2 separate regions of the Mus musculus genome follow, and region 1 is linked to region 2. The links are chromatin contacts, found by Hi-C or POLR2A ChIA-PET in ENCODE. All regions are on one chromosome and are shown on one strand. Each heading gives the region's core, a stretch centred on a gene start or an enhancer-like site at or near the end of the contact. The rest is flanking DNA. Distances are from core to core; before and after follow the strand shown. Region 1 has its middle 7.4 kb from the start of Pecam1. Region 2 overlaps Pecam1 (platelet/endothelial cell adhesion molecule 1).

What was found. Hi-C counts contacts between places; a loop is a spot of excess contacts on that map. ChIA-PET counts read pairs that join two places held with the same protein, here RNA polymerase II (POLR2A).
Region 1: POLR2A ChIA-PET joins it to region 2 with 72 read pairs in embryonic stem cell. The contact joins two enhancer-like sites. A Hi-C loop is called at or near these places in 9 of 37 maps with a recorded cell type or tissue (adrenal gland, heart, left cerebral cortex and 1 more). POLR2A ChIA-PET finds 5 or more read pairs at or near these places in 5 of 5 experiments (Patski and embryonic stem cell).

The regions. Positions count from the first base shown.
Region 1 is chr11:106,720,145-106,725,253 of GRCm38, forward strand. No RefSeq gene overlaps it. Among named protein-coding and RNA genes, the nearest start is that of Pecam1, 7.4 kb to the left of the region's middle. Within about 2 kb of position 2,812, at least 1 of the 3 ENCODE cell types and tissues checked has a DNase peak (open chromatin) inside an H3K27ac peak, as active enhancers do; it is heart, where a contact is called at or near this core.
Region 2 is chr11:106,671,931-106,676,633 of GRCm38, forward strand. The region is part of intron 13 of Pecam1 (platelet/endothelial cell adhesion molecule 1); the gene reads right to left. Among named protein-coding and RNA genes, the nearest start is that of Pecam1, 41 kb to the right of the region's middle. Within about 2 kb of position 3,055, at least 3 of the 3 ENCODE cell types and tissues checked have a DNase peak (open chromatin) inside an H3K27ac peak, as active enhancers do; they include heart, where a contact is called at or near this core.

The DNA.
Region 1 (5,109 bases), core at 1,562-4,061, 48 kb after region 2:
GTCAGGAAGCTCCCATGAGAACTAGCATTCGTAAGCCACTTAACCCTCAGAGGGCACTGTCAGTCAGCTGGACACTGGAAACCGTGAAGGATTTCAAGAGTTGAAATCAGGTAGACATGAGTCCTTACGGCTCTCATGCAATGTCCCAAAGAAGGCAGGGGAAGGGGGCAGAGGTACTGGGTGATACAAATTGATACAAGTTTTAAAAAATTGATACAAGTTTAAAAAAAAAAAACGGTGAGATTTCCTCTGTAGAAATTGTAGAGACTGAGGAAGAACAGGTGTCCTGTGACGTAGAGGAAGAAGAGAGGTTATCTGACCTGGTTAAAGATGCCTAGAGGCAGGCATCTGCTTACCTCTGCGGCTGGACCCAGAAGGCTCAGACACACTTGGAAGGCTCAGACACACTGTAATTATCTATTGCAATCTATTGCACTGTAATTATCCCTGCAATCAGAGGGTTCAGGGGAACAAAGTTCATCTTCAGAGGGTGGGTATCCTGCTTCCAAATGGCTTCTGGCCTCCTCTTCGGATGGCTCTTTTACAATGTGTGTGTGTGTGTGCTGTGCGCGCACACGTGCACACATATGTTTTAACACACACGATTTTTCTTCTTATTTTCACAAGAATAAATATAGGAGCCTGGGGTATGGCTGCCTGGGACTCTTCTCACTTTTGAGCATTTATCTCACCTTCTCTTAATAAGTCTTGGGGACGCCTTACTTAAAAAGACGGGGGCTGGAGAGATGCTTCTGCAGTTAGTGTGCTTGTTCCTGCAGAGGATCCAGGTTTAGTTCCCAGCACCCACATGGAGGCTCACAACTGTCTGTCACTTCAGTTCCAGGGGATCCCGTGCTCTCTTCTGACTTCCATGAGCACACGCTGTGTATACATATACCCAGGCAAACACTCAGACACATTTTTTTTTTTAAAGCTAAGTAAGTCTTAAAAAAAAAAAAAAAGCCAGGCAGTGGTGGTGCACACCTTAAAACCCAGCACTGGGACTCAGGAGGGCCTTCATGTGCTCAAGGCCATCCTTGGCTGCATAAGTTCCGTCTAACTTAGCCTGAGCTACAGAGGGAGGCACTGCCTCAACAATAAAAAAAAAAACAACCACTGTAAATTAGGGTTTAAACAAGTGAAGGCAGCCAGGCAATGATGGGGTGTGGGGAGAAGAGGAGGGGGCCAAAGGAAAAAGAGAGATGGCTCAGTGTTTAAAAGCACTGGCTGCTTTTTCCAGAGGACTTGGGCTCAATTTCCAGCACCCACATGGCAGCTCACAACTGTATGTAACTCAAGTTCTTTTTTTGTTTTGTTTTGTTGAGACAGTGTTTCTCTGTGTAGCCCTGGCTGTCCTAGAACTCACTCTGTAGACCAGATTGGCCTTGAACTCAGAAATCCTCCTGCCTCTGCCTCCCAAGTGCTGGGACTAAAGGCATGCACCACCACCACCTGGTCTGTAATTCTCCAATACCCTCACACAGACACACATCCAGGCTAAACACCAATAAACATAAAATAAAAGTAAATTAATTTTAAAAATAAGGGAAGAGGTAGAAGTGGGGTTTTTTGTTTTATTTTTTAATATTTATTTATTTATTTATTTATTTTAATGTTTTGCACCAATTCATCTGCCCCCGAGTGTTGGTTTGTTTGTTTTTAAGACGGGGGGGGGGGGGGGGGGGGGGAGGGTGTTTCATCTATCTCAAGTTGGCCTTGAACTTGTCATGTAACTAAAATATCTTTGAACTCCTGATTTTTCTACCCCTACCTCCAAAAGTGCACCAGCACATTCAACATTTCTTCTTTTCTTTTTAAAAGATTTATATATTTTTATACTACATATATGTGTTTTGCATTTGTGTAGAATGCATATCACATATGTGCCTTGTGCCTGAAAGAAGCCAGAAGAAGGCATTGGATTCCCCAGATTAGAACTCCAGGGAGTTGTGAGCTACCCTGTGGGGGCTGGGTCCCCAGCAAAAGCAGAAAATATTTTTTTTAAGATTTATTTATTTATTTTATGTATATGAGTACACTGTCACTATCTTCAGAAAAGGGCATCAGATCCCAATACAGATGGCCATGAGCCACCATGTAGTTGCTAAGAATTGAACTCAGGACCTCAGGAAGAGCAGTTGGTGCTCTTAAGAGCTGAGCCATCAGCTGGGCATGGTGGCGCAAGCCTTTAGTCCCAGCACTTGGGAGGCAGAGGCTGGCAGATTTCTGAGTTCAAGGCCAGCCTGGTCTACAGAGTGAGTTCCAGGACAGCCAGGGCTACACAGAGAAACCCTGTCTCGAGAAAAAAAAAAAAAAAAAAAAAAGAGCTGAGCCATCTCTCCAGCCCCGCAACAAATATTCTTAACCAATCTCTGGGCCCTCACACCAGCATTTCTCTTTTCAATAACTCTATGGTATTCCATATGGTAGCCCAAGGGACTAACCCTGACACACGATACACATAGGGTAGCATCCCATAGGATGGGGATAGGGGCTTCACATTTTTAGGACAACTCAGCCTCCCACAGAGAGCACCACAATTCACATTATAGATGGGCAATTAAGGGCCAGCGGGTGATTACAGATGGCTCCTAGCTCCTGTCTTATAAAAGCCAACTAATTTGAAAGTCAACAATAACTGAACTTCCTGGGTTGACATCAGCCGTCCTCAGGACCTCTTGGGGGTGAAGCCTGACTCCGGAATACCTTTACACAGAAATACCAGACCTTCCCAGGGCTGAAGTCATCTGTTTCCCAATAGCATTTCTCTCTCAAGTCAGACAGCACTGGGTGAGGCTGGAGACTTCGAGGGGCCAGGGTGTTTCTCCAGGACAGGCCTGGAGCCAGAGGTGTAGGGAGGAAGCCATGGGACATGGAGTGGCTCTGGGCTGGGCCCCGGGAAAGAGACTGCCCTGTCCTCCAGAGCTTTGTGGGAGGTCGGTTCATCGGTAGATCTTTCCATGCTGAGTCATAGCTTACAGACTGAGATCCTGCTGGGCGGGGTGGGGGGTGGGGGGTGTGGGGTGTGGGGGAGGGGAGGCCCAAAGTAGGGAGGTTCCTTCTCTCACTCACGTGTTCTCTCTGTCTCTTTCTCTCCACCTTCACCTCTGTACTAGATAAGACAATGGCATCTGCTTAAGGACATTGCCTTGGCAGCTCTTTGCCTGTTTAGTCAGTTGCTGCTGTATTTATCTCCACAGGTTCTCCTTAGTCCTGACTACTACAGAGCATCTTCTGGTCCTCCCGCCTGCACTTCCAGTGTGGTGGTGCCTGGCTCCTAATGAATTTCTTTGACAATTGATTCTATCTCTGTTTTCTCCCTTCTGGCTTTAAGTCATCCTCAAATCTAATCTCTGAACCATCAGAACCCTCATTAATAAACTACTCAACAGAAGCATAAAGAGACCTCAGTGACACTCTACCAGAGACTTGTCCCAGGCTAAACTTAAACAAACACAATTCTTTTGTTCCCCTAGGTATCTAAAGACAGTGCCTTTCGTAAACCAGGCTGGCCTCAAACTCACTATGGAGAGGACGATGATTTTAAAGGTCTGTTCCTCCTGACTCCACAAGAGCTGAGATTGCACGGGTGAACCGCCACGCCAGTTTGCAGGATGTTTTGGATGGAACGCAGGACGCTGTGCATGCTAGGGGTTTCGCGCATGCGTGGAGCATCTTTCATGATAGGATTAACTGAGCAACATCGCCAGCTCCTTCCTTCGTCAGAATGCTTCTGAAACATAGTTCAGCTGTGGCATGGCTTCGTTTTCCACACACTTCTCCAGAATAGGGTTCCTCAGGAGAGTATACTGCCTAGTGTGTGTGTCTGTGCACTGCATGTAGTGTTTGCACACAGGAAGACTCATCGGCACAGGCACTTGTGGAGACCAGAGCTTGACTTCGGGATGACTTTCTCCACCCTTATGTTCTGAGACAGGATCTCTCACTGAACCCTAAGCTTGCCATTTTGGCTACCTTGTCTGGCTAGTGAACCCCCTGGGATTTGCCTGTCTCTGCTTCACAAGCTCCCGGGGTTACAAACAGGTGACACTGCGGTACAACCAATTTATGTTTATCCCTGACTAGCTTACAAATGAGACTCAGGCTATGGTTCTTTTATTTGGCCTTGACAGTTACTGAAGGGTCTACTTTTCTATCTGCTGGTCTGGCTACCTCCCTAGCGGCGCTCCCCAAATACCTGCTGTTTCTCCCGGCCACGTGCTCACCGCTCACCGTACCTCTCCTCTCAAGGTGCCTTCTCCTCTCCCACCTCAAGGTTTCTCCTCTTCCCCTTGCTCCTCCACCCCACAACCAGGTCACTCAAAAAACCCACCTACCTCTAATCCCTCCAGTAATTGGCTGCAATCAATTTTATTTAACCAGTAGTTTTAAATCAAGGAATAAGGTTTGCACAACAAAAGCTTGTAACCTTGAGAGAATTCACTTGTGGGTCTAGACCTCTGGGTACAGAATTTAGCATTACAATACAGAGCAACAGATCTGACCTTAAAAAGACCCCACACCAGCTTTTATCTAAGTTCTGAGGATCCGAACTCAGAGCCTGAAGCCCCTGGTTTGCCTGACTGCTCTCAGAGTAACTTCCTCTGCAGCGCACATTTTACAGCGAAGCTTCAGTTACAGTAAAACCACCTGGCCTTGTTAACTCCATAAAAGACCTGCTAAAGATAAGATTAAGGGCTTACAGGCCAAAATAACTTTTCTGGCTTACTTTTATCTAATTCCTGGGGTGTCTGAGAGCCCCCTAATTCCTGCTAGCACCTTTATTTGGAGACTTTTGGACTATTGGACAGGGCGCCTTATTATCTGAGGTAGTCCAAACATACCCTAAGGCCCCTCCGGTTTTAAAGACCGACCGTGTCTCTTATGGCCAACTGTGACGTCATCACGGCTACTCCTAGCTAAAGTGAACTTTTTTTTTTTCAAGACAGGGTTTCTCTGTGTAGCCCTGGCTATCCTAGAACTCACTCTGTAGACCAGGCTGGCCTCAAACTCAGAAATCTGCCTGCCTCTGCCTCCCAAGTGCTGGGATCAAAGGCGTGCGCCACCACCGCACAGCCTAAGGTGAACCTTTTAAAGAAGAATGTAAAG
Region 2 (4,703 bases), core at 1,805-4,304:
AGAAGTTCAGACCTAACCAGAGGCTCCTAGACACTGAAAGTAGGTCAGTAGGCCACTGTGTGAAGAGCCCGGCTGCACGAAGACTCTGCACAGACCCAAAGTCCCTAGCCCAGTCACCCACCCCCCTTTCCCTGCCACGGAGACCCTGTGTCAGCTGCCCTACCAGGACCTGCCTATCAGGGCTCTGCTATGTACAGCCTCACAGCCACTGGGAGTTGGGGGGGGGGGTGGATCCCAAGAATTAGAATTGGATCCTGAGGTCTGGGTTGGAGTCTGGCATGAGCAGCAGCCATACAGACAGGACAACAGCCACTTACAGATAGAGCTTGCTGAGCTGCCTGCCTCTGGTGTCAACATCTAGGCTCACTACAGAATCTAAGTGAAGCACGCTGGGGCCTGGCCTGGCATGAGTTTGTTCTGTGTTGGGGTTTTTTTGTTTGTATTGTTATTGTTGCTTAAAACAGTTTCATGTAGCCCAGACTGGCCTTGAATTTGCTGGATAGCCTAGGCTGGTCTTGAACTCCTGATCCTCCAGCCTTCATCTCCCAAGTCCTGGGATTATAGACCTGCACCATTACGCCTAGGTACACGGGTGTACTCTGCATGGTCTTGAACCTATAGCCAGTGTCATAATTCTCTGGCTTAGACCTTCAGAATAGAAGACAAGGCTACCTGTTTATTTCATATTGAAATATGTTCAAGGATGTGTATATACAGGTGTTGTGTACACTCACAGAGTATGCACACACTATACATACTTGTACACAGTATCCAGACTCACACAGAGAATGCACTCATGTATATACAGACATACGTATATCTAGAGACACCGAGGAAGCAGGACAAAACCGGAACACATCCTAGGTTTCTGATACTTGCAGGGAAGACCAGGAAGTCTCCTTGCACAGCTGGATGGGTTTGGGCTAGCCCCCTCCTCTGCCTATCTCCCTCAGAGAGCCTGAGATGTCCTGCCACATGCTGTCCTTATTGCAGATGCCTGGGGCCCCACATGGATTCTAACTACACCAAAGATACTTTCTCACTTTGCTGTGAGGCCACTCCTACAGTGACCTCTTCCTTTCTCTGGCCTCTGAGCCCTTCCATTTCTGACGCGGTTCCTTCTCTTGCAGCATCACCCCAACAGCCATATGCATATATACCCCCAATATTTGCATCTTCTGTGCCCTGAGCTGTTCCATGGGCTCTTGTGACCCCAGAGCAGTTTGGTGACATTTACCCAAAGCATGCTTGCTTTCTTTGTTCCCACAGTTGTCTGCCCTGGTGGATTCCCAAGGTCTTATAGAGCAAAGGCCCAGCTTAGGCTCCACCCCACCCCACCAGTCAGGCTTTGCATAGTCTTCCAGTCAGTCTTGGCTATCCCTAGCATTGTCTGCAAGGTAATGAAGGAAAAGCATCAGCCCAGGCCCTGAAGCATTGCCGACCTTGAACTTCAGAAGGTCGAGGCACAGTTAGCCCCTTCCTGAGATTTCCTGTCTATGTAATAAGGAGCACGCCACAGGACTGGTAGGTAGGCTGTGGGACTAAAGTCTAGGTTTCTCATTAGACACTGGATGTGGGTGGCTGTATAAATCCTGTATGACAGAGAAAGGCCAGGAGTGGTCCACATCATCACAGCAGAACTTGGGGCACCCAGAATGATGAAGGCGTTGCAGAAGGAATTAAAGTCACTTCCCAAGGCAGGAGTTGGAGGTCAGTAAAGTAGCTGAGATCCCAGTTCCCCAGTGTAAAGACATCTGCCTAAGAGAACTATTGAGAAACAACAGGATCCCATGCAAGCAGAGACTGAAACTCCAGGCGTCTCCAAGACGCCTTCTACACACCAAGAGATCCATTTAACGACTGTACACATCTCCTATGTGACCTCAACCACTAAAGAAGAAAATGTAGATCCGGTTCTAGCTTTCAGGTGCTCTAGGCTTCAGGGAAGACAGATGTGCCAAGAATGTTAATGAGCTGAAGATGTGGTTCAGTGATACAGTACCAGCTCAGCATGTGCAAGGCTCTGGGTTCAAGCCCCAGTGCAAGCAAACAAATAAACAAACAAATACCACAGGGCTGGGAGATGGCTCAGTGGGTAAGAGCACTTGCTGCACAAACGTAAGAACCTGAGCTGGAATCCTGAACCCAAATCCCAGACAATCTGGGGCATAGCTGTAGGCACCTATAACCCCAGCAATTGTTAGGGGCAGAGGTAAGAGGGCTGACTGCTAGGGTTGGCTGGCTGCCAGCCTAGATCCAGGATCAGCAGGAGACTGTCTCAAAAGAATAAGGTAGTGGGAGACTGAGCATAAATTAGACACCTGACATAAATTAGAGTCCATGACTTCTGCATGTACTCAGAGACAGGTGTATCCTAACACACAACACACACACACACACACACACACACACACACAGCTAAAAATAACTGCGTGATAACTGCTATAAGATGTCGTCCATAAGAAGCAAGTCTAGACCTTCCTCTGCCCTAGCCTAACAAGGAGCTAGGATAGAAGGGACATGAATTGGGATGAGGGTGAGGTGAGGGCTGGGTGGGCTGGGCAGCCAAACATGGGTGGGGTTAGCCTGGACATCTTGTGAACTCCACTGTTCCAGGTACCTCTCTGGTCTCCTTGGCAACAGTTTGATATTCTCTGGACCTCAGCGGCTTCAGGCTGTGCCTACCTCAAGTCAGGAAGGGATGCTTTCCACTTCTAGACTGAGCTGCATGGTCTATGCTTGCCCCTGGTTTTGCCCAGCTCAGTAAGAGGGGGTGGGGGCGGGGGTAGGGGAGGAGCAGGGTGCAGCTGCTCACTGCCCTTCCCCCTCTCATGTCTCCTTGGCAGCAGCTGCCTGCTAAAGACTAGCCCAGGCCAGGAGCTGTTTGTCTCTGCTTGTCAGAGGCGTTTCCTGATGGGTCTCTATTTTGGTTTCTGTTTTTCTCTGTGCTAACAGAGAAAGAGACGGCTCCAACGTCATGGGGTTTTCCCAGCAATTAGCCTCGGAGCAAACAGACAGCAAATCGGGATTTAATGAGTTCCTTCCCGTCCTCCTCCATCCGCAGTGACCACTTGGTGAGCTGCCAGCCAGGGTTAGATCTGGACCCGGTCCCCATAGCCTCCTCCAATTGTGTAGGATGAGAGACCTTGAGAACAGGGGACCAGGCTGGCAGGCACTAGCTCATATTTAGTCATCATTGACCTTGAACCCACAAAGCCCTTCTTTCTTCACCTAGCAATCAATGCCCTTGTCCCTGCTTGGGGGAGAACAAGGGGCCAGCACCAGTGGTCCAGACCTGAGTTCCTCACTGTCCTTCTTCAACAAGGAGGAAACACAATTTGTATCCTCTTAAGTTCCCCTTGCCACCCAAACGACCTTTGTTCTAGAATCTTCCCCAGAGCCCTGACTGGGCAACTAGTGCAAGCTGGGAAATGTAACTGATAGCTTGGCTGCAAGGGACGGCTGCAGAATCTATCGAGGGAAGCCAGAGGCAATTGCCACGGTCCCACCCTATTCTAGGAACTGCCACACTTCCTCTATTCAATCCTTCCACACTCTCAAGAAAGCAAAAGAACACCAGATACAAGGACACTCTCCCAACAAAAGGGAAATGGAGCCTTTCCCAGGGCCAGTGATGCTTCCTTCTTCCCTCTTCAGCTTTCGGAACTCCCAGCGCACAGGCACGCGCTCCCACACAAGTATCATGCACAACCCTCAGGCTGCTGCCTGCCCAGACCTGGGCCTGGACCACTGTGGGAGGATGGATTCAGCCTGGTATCCGAGCCCGGGGTGACAGGCAACTTGAGGATGTTCTGTACAGACAAGAGAGCAGGGATTTGGTCCCCTGTGCCTGGAGCTGTCAGTGTTCCCCCACCACGGTAGAATGCAGCAGTCCAGAACAGAAAGGATGGTGTAGCCGGCTCTGATCTTGCCATTCAACCCTTAAGCTAGCACCTTCCCTTACCTCTAGGAAGAAGAAAGATGTTACCTGGGTTGGCAAGCCCAGGATGCAGTCGAAGCCCAGGCTGGACCAGTGACAGCTGATACTGATCACTCTACAGTTTCATCTGTCCTGGCTTGCCTCTGAGCTCCAGACCCCTGAGCTTCCTACTCTAGGGTGTCTCACCGGCATCTTAGACTTAACCCAGTCAAACCGGATCTTATCCTCAAACACCACAGCCGTCCATGCAGCTACTCCAGCAAGAAATATAGGGACTCTGGCTCCCCAATCCTGGCCACGAGCTGTGATGGATCTCAGATGTGCACCTAGACACCATCCATTTCTGGCACCCACTATCTCTTGCACAGTGATAGCACATCTGTCTTGTTCTTCTTCAGGCCACTTCCTTGATGGTCCTGAGTTTGCTTTTGTATGTATATATGTATGTATGTATGTATGTATGTATGTATGTATGTATGTATGGTATGTGTGCAGTGGTTGTATGTCTTGGGAGGACTAACATGTATGGAGGTCTGAGAAAGACTGGGAATCTTTCTCAATAGTTCCCCAGATTTGTGACTCTATGGGACTTCTGTGTGTGCATGTATGCATGTGTGTGTGATTGCGTGTATGTGTGTGTGGTTGTGTGTCTGTGTGTGTGTGTATTCCTTAGCTTTTCTTTGATTTCCTCTATTCTGGTTTGTTCATTATTGTATTGTGTTTTACCTCATTTTTTACGGATGCCTGTTTTTTTTCTAATGAG